Linked DNA regions of Homo sapiens: region 2 is linked to region 1. Evidence: read pairs that join two places in POLR2A ChIA-PET (ENCODE). Cell type or tissue: GM12878. All regions are shown on one strand. Links, peaks and the distances in the headings refer to the core of each region. The heading gives the core; the rest is flanking DNA. Region 1 has its middle 5.3 kb from the start of NINJ2. Region 2 overlaps NINJ2 (ninjurin 2).

Region 1 (5,375 bases), core at 245-5,244:
CCAGGCTGGAGTGCAGTGGTGTGATCACAGATTACTGCAGCCTTGAATTCCTGGGCTCAAGCAGTCCTCCCAACTCAGCCTCCTGAGTAGCTGGAACTACATACAGCTGCTTGCCACCACACCAGGCTAATTTATTTTTCGACACAGAGTTTCGCTCTTGTCACCCAGGCCAGAGTGCAATGGCACGATCTTGGCTTACTGCAACCTCCACCTCCTGGGTTCAAGCAATTCTCCTGCCTCAGCATCCCGGATAGCTGGGATTACAGGCATGCACCATATGCCTGGCTAATTTTTGTATTTTTAGTGGAGATGGGGTTTCACCACATTGGCCAGGCTGGTCTCAAACTCCTGACCTCAGATGATCCATCCGCCTCAGCCTCCCAAAGTGCTGGGATTACAGGCTTGAGCCACCATGCCCAGCCCAGGCTCACTTTTTTAAAAAATCATTTGTAGAGAGAGAATCTCCTTATGCTAGTCTCGAACTCCTGGACTTAAGTGATCCACCCGCCTCAGCCTCCCGAAGTGCCGGGATTATAGATGTGAGCGGCTGCACCCGGGCCTGTCTCTTAAGTTTTCATCTATGAGTTCCTTCTTTTCTTTTTTCCTCTAATTTATTTGTTGAAGAAACCAGGTCAGGTTGTTTGCACTGTAGAATTTCCCAGGCTTAATCCATCCCTGAGTGTCTGTAATATGTTCCTGTCTTCCCTGTGTTTCCTATAAACTGGAAATTAGATCTAGAGCATATTCAGTTTCAATATTTTTGGCAAGAATGCTTCATAGGTGGGGTGTCTGAGGAACACTTTGTCAGTTAAAAAGGTCCTGTGGGCCAGCATCCTGTCTGCTGCCTGGATAAGTGGCTATAATTTTGACTGTGCTTTGTAAACCTTCTTTTCCCTTTTCTTTTCTTTTCTTTTCTTTTCTTTTCTTTTCTCTTTCTTTCCTTCTTTCTTTCTTTCTTTCTTTCTTTCTTTCTTTCTTTCTTTCTTTCTTTCTTTCTTTCCTTCTTTCTTTCTTTCTTTTATTTTGACGGAGTTTCACCCTTGTCACCCAGGCTGGAGTGCAGTGGCACAATCTTGGCTCACTGCAACCTCCACCTTCCGGGTTCAAGAGATTCTCCTGCCTCAGCCTCCCAAGTAGCTGGGATTACAGGCGCCTGCCACCGCGCATGGCTAATTATTTTTTTTTTTGTATTTTTTTTTTTTTAGTAGAGCGGGGTTTCATCACGTTGGCCAGGTTTGTCTTGAACTCCCAACCTCAGGTGATCCAACCGCCTTGGCCTCCCAAAGTGCTGGGATTACAGGTGTGAGCCACTGCTCCTGGCCTTTTTTTCCTTTTTTAAATATCACTTCAAGACTTGAAACCTCCACACAATTTTGTGTGACTTGGGGTTGCCCAGCCCCCCCACACACCAGCCCTTAGAGGCTTATTACCATATGCCTCCTGAGCAGAAGTCCATTGGTTCCCAAGAGGTGCCTTAAGGGGCAGCTCGAGAAATGGAACGGGGCAGTTGCGGGGGGTAGGTGGCGGGACAGATAGGGCAGAAGTGGATGTGACTCTAGCATTCAAACAGCTTCACTTTAATCTGCTTTATGTTAACTTCCACATAAGATTACGTTTAAGAAAAGGATTTCTTATCTTTAAAAAGTTTGCAAACCACTGATCTTTGTCTCTCTCCTATCACTAAGAAAAGATCATCTATTCCTCTCCCTTAAGCCACCAAGAGAGTGCCAGGCACCTTTTTTTTTTTTCTGAGACGGAGTCTTGCTCTGTCGCCAGGCTGGAGTGCAGTGGTGTGATCTCAGCTCACTGCAACCTCCCCCTCCCGGGTTCAAGCGATTCTCCTGCCTCAGCCTCCCAAGTAGCTGGGACTACAGGCGCGCGCCACCATGCCCAGCTACTTTTTTTGTATTTTTAATAGAGACGGGGTCTCACCATCTTGGCCAGGCTGGTCTTGAACTCCTGACCTCGTGATCCACCCGCCTCAGCCTCCCAAAGTGCTGGGATGACAGGTGTGAGCCACCGCGCCCAACCGGAGGCTCTGTTTTTAATCATTCATTGAACAGTGAGTCACAGTTAAAATCCCCCTCCTCTGAATGTGAAAGAGTGAAGGGAAATTTTACTCACCACCACCAAGAGCATCCCCAGGCCTCGTGGGGCATTCCCACGAGAGCTGTGTGCCCTGACTTCCTATTTGTGTGAAGTCAGGCCCCGTGAGCATCTATCAAGGCGTGAGCAGCCAAATAGAAGTGACACATACACAATGACAGGATTCTAAATGTGGAATTTTGGTTGATAGCTCCACTGGCCGAGAAGGTGGCTACTAGCTACTTAAATGTAACCACGTAAATGTGAACTTAGAGGCTGGGCGCAGTGGCTCACGCCTGTAATTCTAGCACTTTGGGAGGTCGAGGTGGGCGGATCACCTGAGGTCAGGAGTTCGAGACCAGCCTGGTCAACATGGTGAAGCCACGTCTCTACTGAAAATACACAGAAAAATTAGCTGGGCATGGTGGTACACGCCTGTAATCCTGGCTACTCAGGAGGCTGAGGCATGAGAATTGCATGAACCTGTGAGGTGGAGGTTGCAGTGAGCTGAGATCACGCCAGCACACTCCAGCCTGTGGGACAGAGTAAGACTCTGTCTCAAAAAAAAAAAAAAAAAAAAAGTGGGGGGTGATTTTAGGCCAGGCACAGTAGCTCATGCTTGTAATCCCAGCACTTGGGAAGGCTAAGGTTGTGGATTACTTAAGCCCAGGAGTTCGAGGTTGCAGTGAGCTATGATTGTGCCACTGTACTCCAGCCTGGGTGACAGAGTAAGACCCTGTCTCTAAAATAAATTTAAAAATAAATAAAATCAAAATATGTGAATTTATTGAAACTAAATCAGATTTAAAACTCAAATTCCTACTCAGCCAACCAAATTTCATGTGCTCAATTGGCTAATGTGGCTAATGGCTACTATATTGAAGAGTGAAGATGGAAATGTTCAATAACATTTACTGCACTACCAGCTCCCTCCATAGGCCCTCAGAAAGCTTCCCTTTGCCATCCCTGTTGGCCCTGGGATTCCTGGAGAAGTGAATTTGAAAGCAGCTGAGTTCATGTGTAAATGGGCATAAGCAAGTTTGTAAGAATGTTTTGAAGTCAGCTTTTATTCTCACTTCTGTATCTTGTTTGACGTGGGTATGCCCTACTCAGTCTCCATGAGCAGGGGCAACAGACAGTGGTAATTTTCCCTAAAATTTTTCTAATTACATAAATTTTCCATCAGGGAAGGTCTTATTGGTAAAATTAAACTAAAAGCATTAGATTCTTCTTGCTCTGCTTCAATTTTTTAAAAAGCCAATAATTTCTAGCCCTCAACTTTTACACACTGAAATTCAGACCTGTATCTGAGATTTTATATTGTTACACAGGAAGTATTTAATATAAACTTTTTTTTTTTTTTTTTTTTTTTGAGACAGAGTCTCACTCTGTCACCCAGGCTGGAGCGCAGTGTTGTGGTCTCGGCTCATTGCAACCTCCACCTCCTGGGTTCACGCCATTCTTTTGTGCCTCAGCCTCCCAAATAGCTGGGATTACCGGCATGCACCACCAGGCCCAGCTAATTTTTGTATTTTTAGTAGAGAGGGGTTACACCATGTTGTCCAGGCTGGTCTCAAACTCCTGACCTCAGGTGATCTGCCTACCTCGGTGCTGGATTACAGGTGTGAGCCACGACACCTGGCCAAAACACACATTAGAAACAGAATTTAAGAGCTAGAGGGATCTTAGGAATCAACTCTTTTGATAGCTTCACATTCACAAACAAGAATGTAAGCCCCAGAGAAGTTAAGTGACTTGCCTAAAAACACAGTGACTCAGCACACAGAGAGGAATCCAGGCCACCTGGCTTTCACCCTAGAGCTTTTCCCACAATTCAAAATTAAAGGATCTTCTTGCTGTTGCCTTCTTCAGTACCCTACAACAATGCTTTGCTCCTTCTACATAGCAAGATACCTAGGGTCTCATTGTAGACCCCTCATTCCATGAAACTAGACTCAGAGTAGTTTCTGAGTCACTCTGAGTGTCTACTTATCTGTAAGTTCAAGGATATTCCAAAATATGCTTTCCAAGAGACAGTCTCCCTAAAAATGTCCCTCTGGCTTTACACCACAAAAATCACCCTAGCAGTAAAGAACAATAGAAACCATTTCCACCCACAGTGATAACCTCCACGTAGGTGCAGTTTCAGCACCAGCCAAATGGCAGCAACACTCTTCACTACAGCTTCCCTTGCCATCAGTTGTCTCACCAGGGCGTGCATGTGGTGCTTTTATATCCCCGCAGTGTTTAACCCAATATCCACGTGGTAGAGACTCAGTAGTTGCCTCTCAAGTGGGAATTAGACTTCAAAGACTCTGATTAAATCCTAGAGCAGGGGTCAGCAGACTATAGCCTGTGGAGCCAACTCCGGTCTGTTTTTATGAATATCTGACTCTTTTTGTAAATAAAGTTTTATTGGAACACTCCCACACTCGTTCATTTACATGTTGTCTATGACTGCTTTCACATTATTATAGAAGTGAGTCATCGCAGCAGAAACCATATGACACACAAAGGCTAAAAAATATTGGCTCTCTGGCCCCTTACAGAAAAAGTTTACTGGCTGGGCATGGTGACCCACGCCTGTAATTCCAGCACTTTGAGAGATCGAGGTGAGCGGATCGCTTGAGCTCAGGAGTTTGAGGCCAGCCTGGGCAACATGGCGAAACCCCCGTCTCTACAAAAAATACAGAAATTAGCCAGGCATGGTGGCACGCGCCTGTAATCCCAGCTACTGGGCTGGGGGTTGGGGCCTGAGGTGGGAGGATCACTTAAGCCCAGGAGGCAGAGATTGCAGTGAGCAGAGACTGTGCCACTGCACACCAGCCTGGGTGACAGAGTGAGACCCCGTCTCAAAAAATTAAAATTAAAATTAAAAAAGCTTCATATAGCAATTTGAATTTTATAAAAGGGAAAAATGAAAAAGAAAAACTTTGCTGACCCCTGGTCCAGGGTTACAGCGTGATATGGTAGATAAACCATTTTCCAAAGCCTTTTTTCTGTTTACTTCCAAATGATGCTTATGAGATGGGGAAAGGTCCAAATCCAGAAAGATCTTGCCAAACCAAAACCATTATTATAACCAATTACAGCTGTTTCCTTTTCAAACCAATGTGCTTATTAATAGGAAATTTTTTGAAATATATTCGAGTACTTTTCTCTTTTGCATTTTTTTGTTCCTGTTTCCCTCTATTCAGCCAGATGTATCCATATTATTTAAAAGATAATGAGGATTTTCACAACAGGAGTGCAAAGAGAAATAAATAGTTAATATTTTGCTTCTGGCATCC
Region 2 (5,375 bases), core at 59-5,058, 55 kb after region 1:
TTTCTTGGCATCGTGGCCTCTTTCCTATTTGGAGGGGGAATGGGGTGGGTTTCCTGCAACCTGCAGCACTGTCACCGTCATTACCCTGGGACCAGAGCAGTCCCACTCTTCACTGTAATGAAGCTCACGCACAGATGATCGTCTAGATTCCATCTCCAAACATTTTGTTCTGCCACCACCCAACGACCCAGTCTTATGTTCTCCCAAGACCAAACCCCTGGACCTACACACAGTCCTCTCTCTCAGGCAGTCTAGAATATTCAGCAGAATGCAAGAAGTCATGAGGTATAAACCATGGTGGGATTAGTAACTTACAGGACACAACCTGGTTACTCAGTGCAGCTTGACACAGTTTATCCCAATGGTAAGGTCATTACCATGGCCTTTGCTTCCTTCTTTCCTCCTCCAGCCTCTGTTCTTGGAGAAGTCCAAGTCAGCTCCTGGAGTTTTCCTGACTATAGGACTTTGCTTCAAAATCTAGTCCAGGCAACCCGTTGAAATGGCAATGCAGTCCTGGTTTTTTTATACTCAGAAGTTTCCTTGAACCAGTCCTTTACCTTCCTGAGAACTTCCTTTACCGCAACAAATTCTTATCAGCTTTCTCTAACTACTATACCTCTGGCCCATTACAAGTACTGCTTTCTGCAGCCCCTCACCCTAGCTAAAACCCCCTGGAATGATATTCTAGCTCTCCGAGAGTGTGCCTCACTTTTCCTTTCAGCCCTTTCCTCTCAGACACTTCCTACATCAACACAACTGCTCTGCCAATTGTAGGATTTTCCCTTGCTTGTCAGATGACCCTGAAAAGGGCATGTGAAGTCGTGTGAGGCACATTTCCTGTGCTTGGGATGCATGCAGCCCACAGGATGACAGTCCCACACATAGCCCTCTAATAGCCCATGGTACGTGCTGTACTAGTGGAGTGAAGCAAATGCTTTGGGAGAACTGAGAAAGAGGGATAAATTTAGCCGATAGGAGCTGAGGAAGGCTTCCCAAGGGCTGTGGCAGTGGAGCTGGGCTTTGAAGGGTGAGCAGAGTTTCTTTTTTTTTAAGATGGAGTTTCGCTCTTGTCGCCCGGGGCTAGAGTGCAATGGTGTGATCTCGGCTCACTGCAACCTCCGGCTCCCAGGTTCAAGCAATTCTCCTGCCTCAGCCTCCCAAGTAGTTGGGATTACAGGCATGCGCCACTACGCCCGGCTAATTTTTTATTTTTGGTAGAGACGGGATTTCTCTGTGTTGGTCAGGCTGGTCTTGAACTCCTGACCTCAGGTGATCCACCTGCCTCGGCCTCCCAAAGTGCTGGGATTACAGGCATGAGCCAGAGTTTCTTAGTAGAGAAAAGAACGAGAAGGAGATCTAGCCTTTGGAAAAGCTGTCAGTCATTTAAAAAAATCATGCTCCTCTTGGTAAATATAAGGTGTTCTCATTTAGCACCCTGATTGCTGAGATTTGGATGTAGCTTCCTAATGGGGCGTGCATATCTCCTTTGAGAGTCACTCATTTATCAGAGCTGAAAGATGACTGTAGGTTATTATTTCTATAATCCATAATGAAATCAGAGAGTCCTCCCCTACCTTACACATTCACACAAACCGCTCTCCCGACTCTTCAGAGAGACCATGGGAGTGCAGAATCCTCCTGTGGCTGGTGTCAGGGACGTGGGCTTGTGCGCTAAATGGAAGCAGTTAAGACCTCAAGCCTGCATCTTTTGAGCTCGGGACCACAGCCTCCATGAGCCAGCAGCTTCCTTGTCTTTGCATAACTGCTATTTGTTTTTCATAGAGCGCTGACAATGCACGCTGCCCGACGTGTGAAGACATGGTCTTGCCCCTAGGCCTCTGGGAACCTGAGCTAGACAGACACTCAGCTCTGGGTGCAAACACAGCTCAAAAAACAGGCAGGCCGAGCCCTGAGGTGTCAAGCCTTTGTTCCCTTCTTTGGAGGAAAAAAAAATGAGCTAACTAAGTGACTTCTCTGGATAAGAGGGAAGCAGGAATCCTCTTAGAGCACAGGTACTAAAGAACGTCTAGGCATGGAGGAGGAAGACATGTAGAGAGGCAAGTAGGGAATGCAAGGGGAAGAAGACAGAGGGAGGGAGCCAGGCCCGGCAGGACTGTGAGGGAAGAGTGCCATCTGCTGAGCCCCCCGTGGGCACACAGGCACACCGCCACCCCCACCCCACCATGTCCCCTGGGCATGAAGCTCACGCACAGATGATCATCTAGATTCCATCTCCAAACATTTTGTTCTGCCACCACCCAACGACCCAGACTTATGTTCTCCCAAGACCAAGTCCCTGGACCTACACACAGTCCTCTCCCTCATGCAGTCTAGAATATTCAGCCGAATGCAAGAAGTCATGAGGTATAAACCACAGTGGGATTAGTAACTTCCCAATACCCATGGACCCAAACCAAGCTGAGCAGGTGCCTGTGGAGAAGGCTGGAAAGTCAAGGCAGCAACCATCGCTAAGGATGGTCTTCTTTAGGAGGCAGTAGGACATCGTGTAAGAGACTGTTCTTACTAGCCACGTGCTATGGACAAGCTGCTTGGCCTTTCTCCACCCCACATGCCTGTGGCTTCTGGAAGGGCTTAAATGAATAGCACCTGGAAAGAAAATGCCAGTGTGGGGCCTGGCACATGGTGGAGGTACCATCATTGCTCCTTCCAGAGAAGAAAGGCCATTTTTAATTAATTAATTAATTTATTTATTTAATTTATTATTATTATTTTTTGAGACAAAGTCTCACTCTGTCACCCGGGCTGGAGTGCAGTGGCGCGATCTCGGCTCACTGCAAGCTCCATCTCCTGGGTTCACGCCATTCTCCTGCCTCAGCCTCCTGAGTAGCTGGGACTACAGGCGCCCGCCACCACGCCCGGCTAATTTTTTGAATTTTTAGTAGAGACGGGGTTTCACCGTATTAGCCAGGATGGTCTTGATCTCCTGACCTCGTGATCTGCCCGCCTCAGCCTCCCAAAGTGCTGGGATTACAGGCGTGAGCCACCGCGCCCGGCCTATTTATTTATTTTTGAGACAGAGTCTCGTTCTGTCTCCTAGTCTGGAGTGTAATGTCGCAATCTTGGCTCACTGCAACCTCTGCCTCCTAAGTTCAAGCAATTCTCCTGCCTCAGCCTCCCAAGTAGCTGGGATTACAGGTGCCTGCCACTATGCCCAGCTAATTTTTTGTACTTTTAGTAGAGATGGGGTTTCACCATATTGGCTAGGCTAGTCTTGAACTCCTGACCTCAGGTGATCCACCTGCCTCAGCCTACAAAAGTGCTGGGATTATAGGCATGAGCCACCGCCCCCAGCCCATTTATTATTTAAAATGCGTGATGAGATTTAGAATTATAGAGAAAGACCCAGAAAAAGGAGAAAAGGATACATTTTCATTTTTCTTAGGAGCCGCAGATATGCTTGATTTGACATAGCTGTCACAGGGATTTTGCTCATTAGCATGGGGAAACTATTCCTAGTGTGTCAGAGCACCCCCAGATTGGGCCAGCCAGGGATGGCAGGGGAGGAGGAGTGAACCTGGGAGTGCTGGGCTGGGGTCCAGTTGAAACTCTGCCACTGAATTGCACGCTTTGGACATGTCACTAAGCCTTTCTGGTCACACCTTGCCTGATGCCTTTTGTCCCTTTCACCCTGATTCTGTGATTCCATGAGGCCTGTTTAGCATCCCTTGGAAGACCCATGGATTGATTCACCAATCAGCCGATCAGGCGATCAATCTGTCTATCTACCTAGTTCACCTCAGGACCTTCTATGATTGCAGTGACGGAGAGGACCCGGTGTGCCAAGGGTGTGCTGCAGACACATGGGTCCTCTGGTTTTGAGGATACACAGATCTTTACAAGGATCAGAAGAGACTCAGGCACTTTGGGTTACGGGTGACAGAAAGGAACCTAAAGCATCTGAGACCAAAAGAGGGAGTTTATCATAAAGTGTCAGGATCTCTCCCAAGAACCACACAACAGGGAGATCAGGGAGGTCATCCAAGTGCCTGGGCCAGAACCTCGAGCCCTACCAACCCAGACAGCTCCTTCCCTCTGCTTTTCTGGGGCTGCCTGGCCTCTCATTTTTGCTTCTCCTGGTGCATCTTGGTTCATGTAGTCCGTGGAGGTTGAATAGCAACAGTGAATCTCAGTTCCAGATTAATGGAAGGGAAAATCTGATTGGCCCTGCTTGGACAGGACTCCCGCCCCTACTCTACCCAGCCTGAGCCAGATATTCCTGGACCGGATATAATGTCACCAGGCTACCTCCTAGGTGTGTGGAATTGGGGGTTTCTCAGAGAACGGGAGGTTGCGACTGCCCCGACACCCCACAGAGTGTTGTGTTAGGATGCAGGTTTCACTGACGCAAGACGCCAAATAATAACAGCTTAGACCAAAATGGAAGTTTATTTCTCGCCTGTGTGTAATAGTCTGCGTGCAGACAGTCCAGGGATAATACAGTAGCTCCACGGTGTTTGGGACCCAAGCTCCTTCTAGCTTGTTGCTCTGCTCCTGGGATATGTACCTTATACACATGATTGAAGATGCTCACCACAATCTCCACATTCCAGCCTGGGAAAAAGGGAGGGAGGGGATAGAGAAGACAGGTGCCTTCCTTTTAGGGCCACAATTCTTCTTGCTAAGTTCTCATTAGCCAGACCTTGGTCATACAGCCCTGCTGCTGCAAGACGGATTGGGAAATGCTGACTTTAGCTAAGTGGTCATGCATCCCGTCAAATATTCTACTATCCTGCAAGAAGGTCAAATAGATATTGGGGGGCAACCTCCTACAACAAGTAATAATGGCCTCGCTTCCTGGAAACTCATGGAAGTTTTTCTCTCTTCTGACTTCTAGCAGGTTATTTATTGCCAAGAAAGAGGTATGGTGGGTATGGGAAGAATATCTACAGGGAAATGCTTCCAAAGGTGTAACCAGGAGGAGTTTAGACTAAATGATTTCTAAAATCCTTTCTTACTTTTATGCCACTTCAAGAAAGCCCTGGGAGCCGGGCACAGTGGCTCATGCCTATAATCCCAACTTTGGGAGGCTGAGGCAGGCAGATCACTTGAGGTCAGGAGTTCGAGACCAGCCTGGCCAACATGGTGAAACCCTGTCTCTACTAAAAATACAAAAATTAGCTGGGTGTGGTGGTGTGCCCTTGCAATCTGAGCTATGCAGGAGGCTGAAGCAGGAGAATTGCGTAAACCCAGGAGGTGGTGGTTGTAATGAGCCAAGATCGTGCCACTGCACTCCAGCCTGGGTGACAGAGCAAGACAAAAAGAAAGAAGGAAGAAAGAAAGAAGAAAAGAAAGAAAGAGAGAGAGAGAGAAAGAAAGGAAGGAAGGAAGAGAAAGAAAGAGAGAGAGAAAGAAAG

The links. ChIA-PET counts read pairs that join two places held together with the same protein. Peaks named below come from ENCODE experiments on the same cell type or tissue, not always from the same donor. Only the 100,000 strongest peaks of a DNase experiment are listed, where the experiment ranks them.
Region 2: POLR2A ChIA-PET joins it to region 1 with 12 read pairs; 7 of 35 experiments call an interaction of 5 or more read pairs at or near these places.

What each region holds. Positions count from the first base shown.
Region 1 is chr12:666,029-671,403 of GRCh38, reverse strand. No RefSeq gene overlaps it. Among named protein-coding and RNA genes, the nearest start is that of NINJ2, 5.3 kb to the right of the region's middle. RefSeq lists a silencer at 319-527 and an enhancer at 4,262-4,761. In GM12878, for the core only: no CTCF peak of the experiment used is centred there; DNase peaks (open chromatin) are centred at 2,173 and 4,413; H3K4me3 peaks cover 1,221 bases; H3K27ac peaks cover 4,506 bases.
Region 2 is chr12:611,265-616,639 of GRCh38, reverse strand. The region is part of intron 1 of NINJ2 (ninjurin 2); the gene reads left to right. Among named protein-coding and RNA genes, the nearest start is that of NINJ2-AS1, 17 kb to the left of the region's middle. In GM12878, for the core only: a CTCF peak has its summit at 2,132 (motif pointing left); a DNase peak (open chromatin) is centred at 2,058.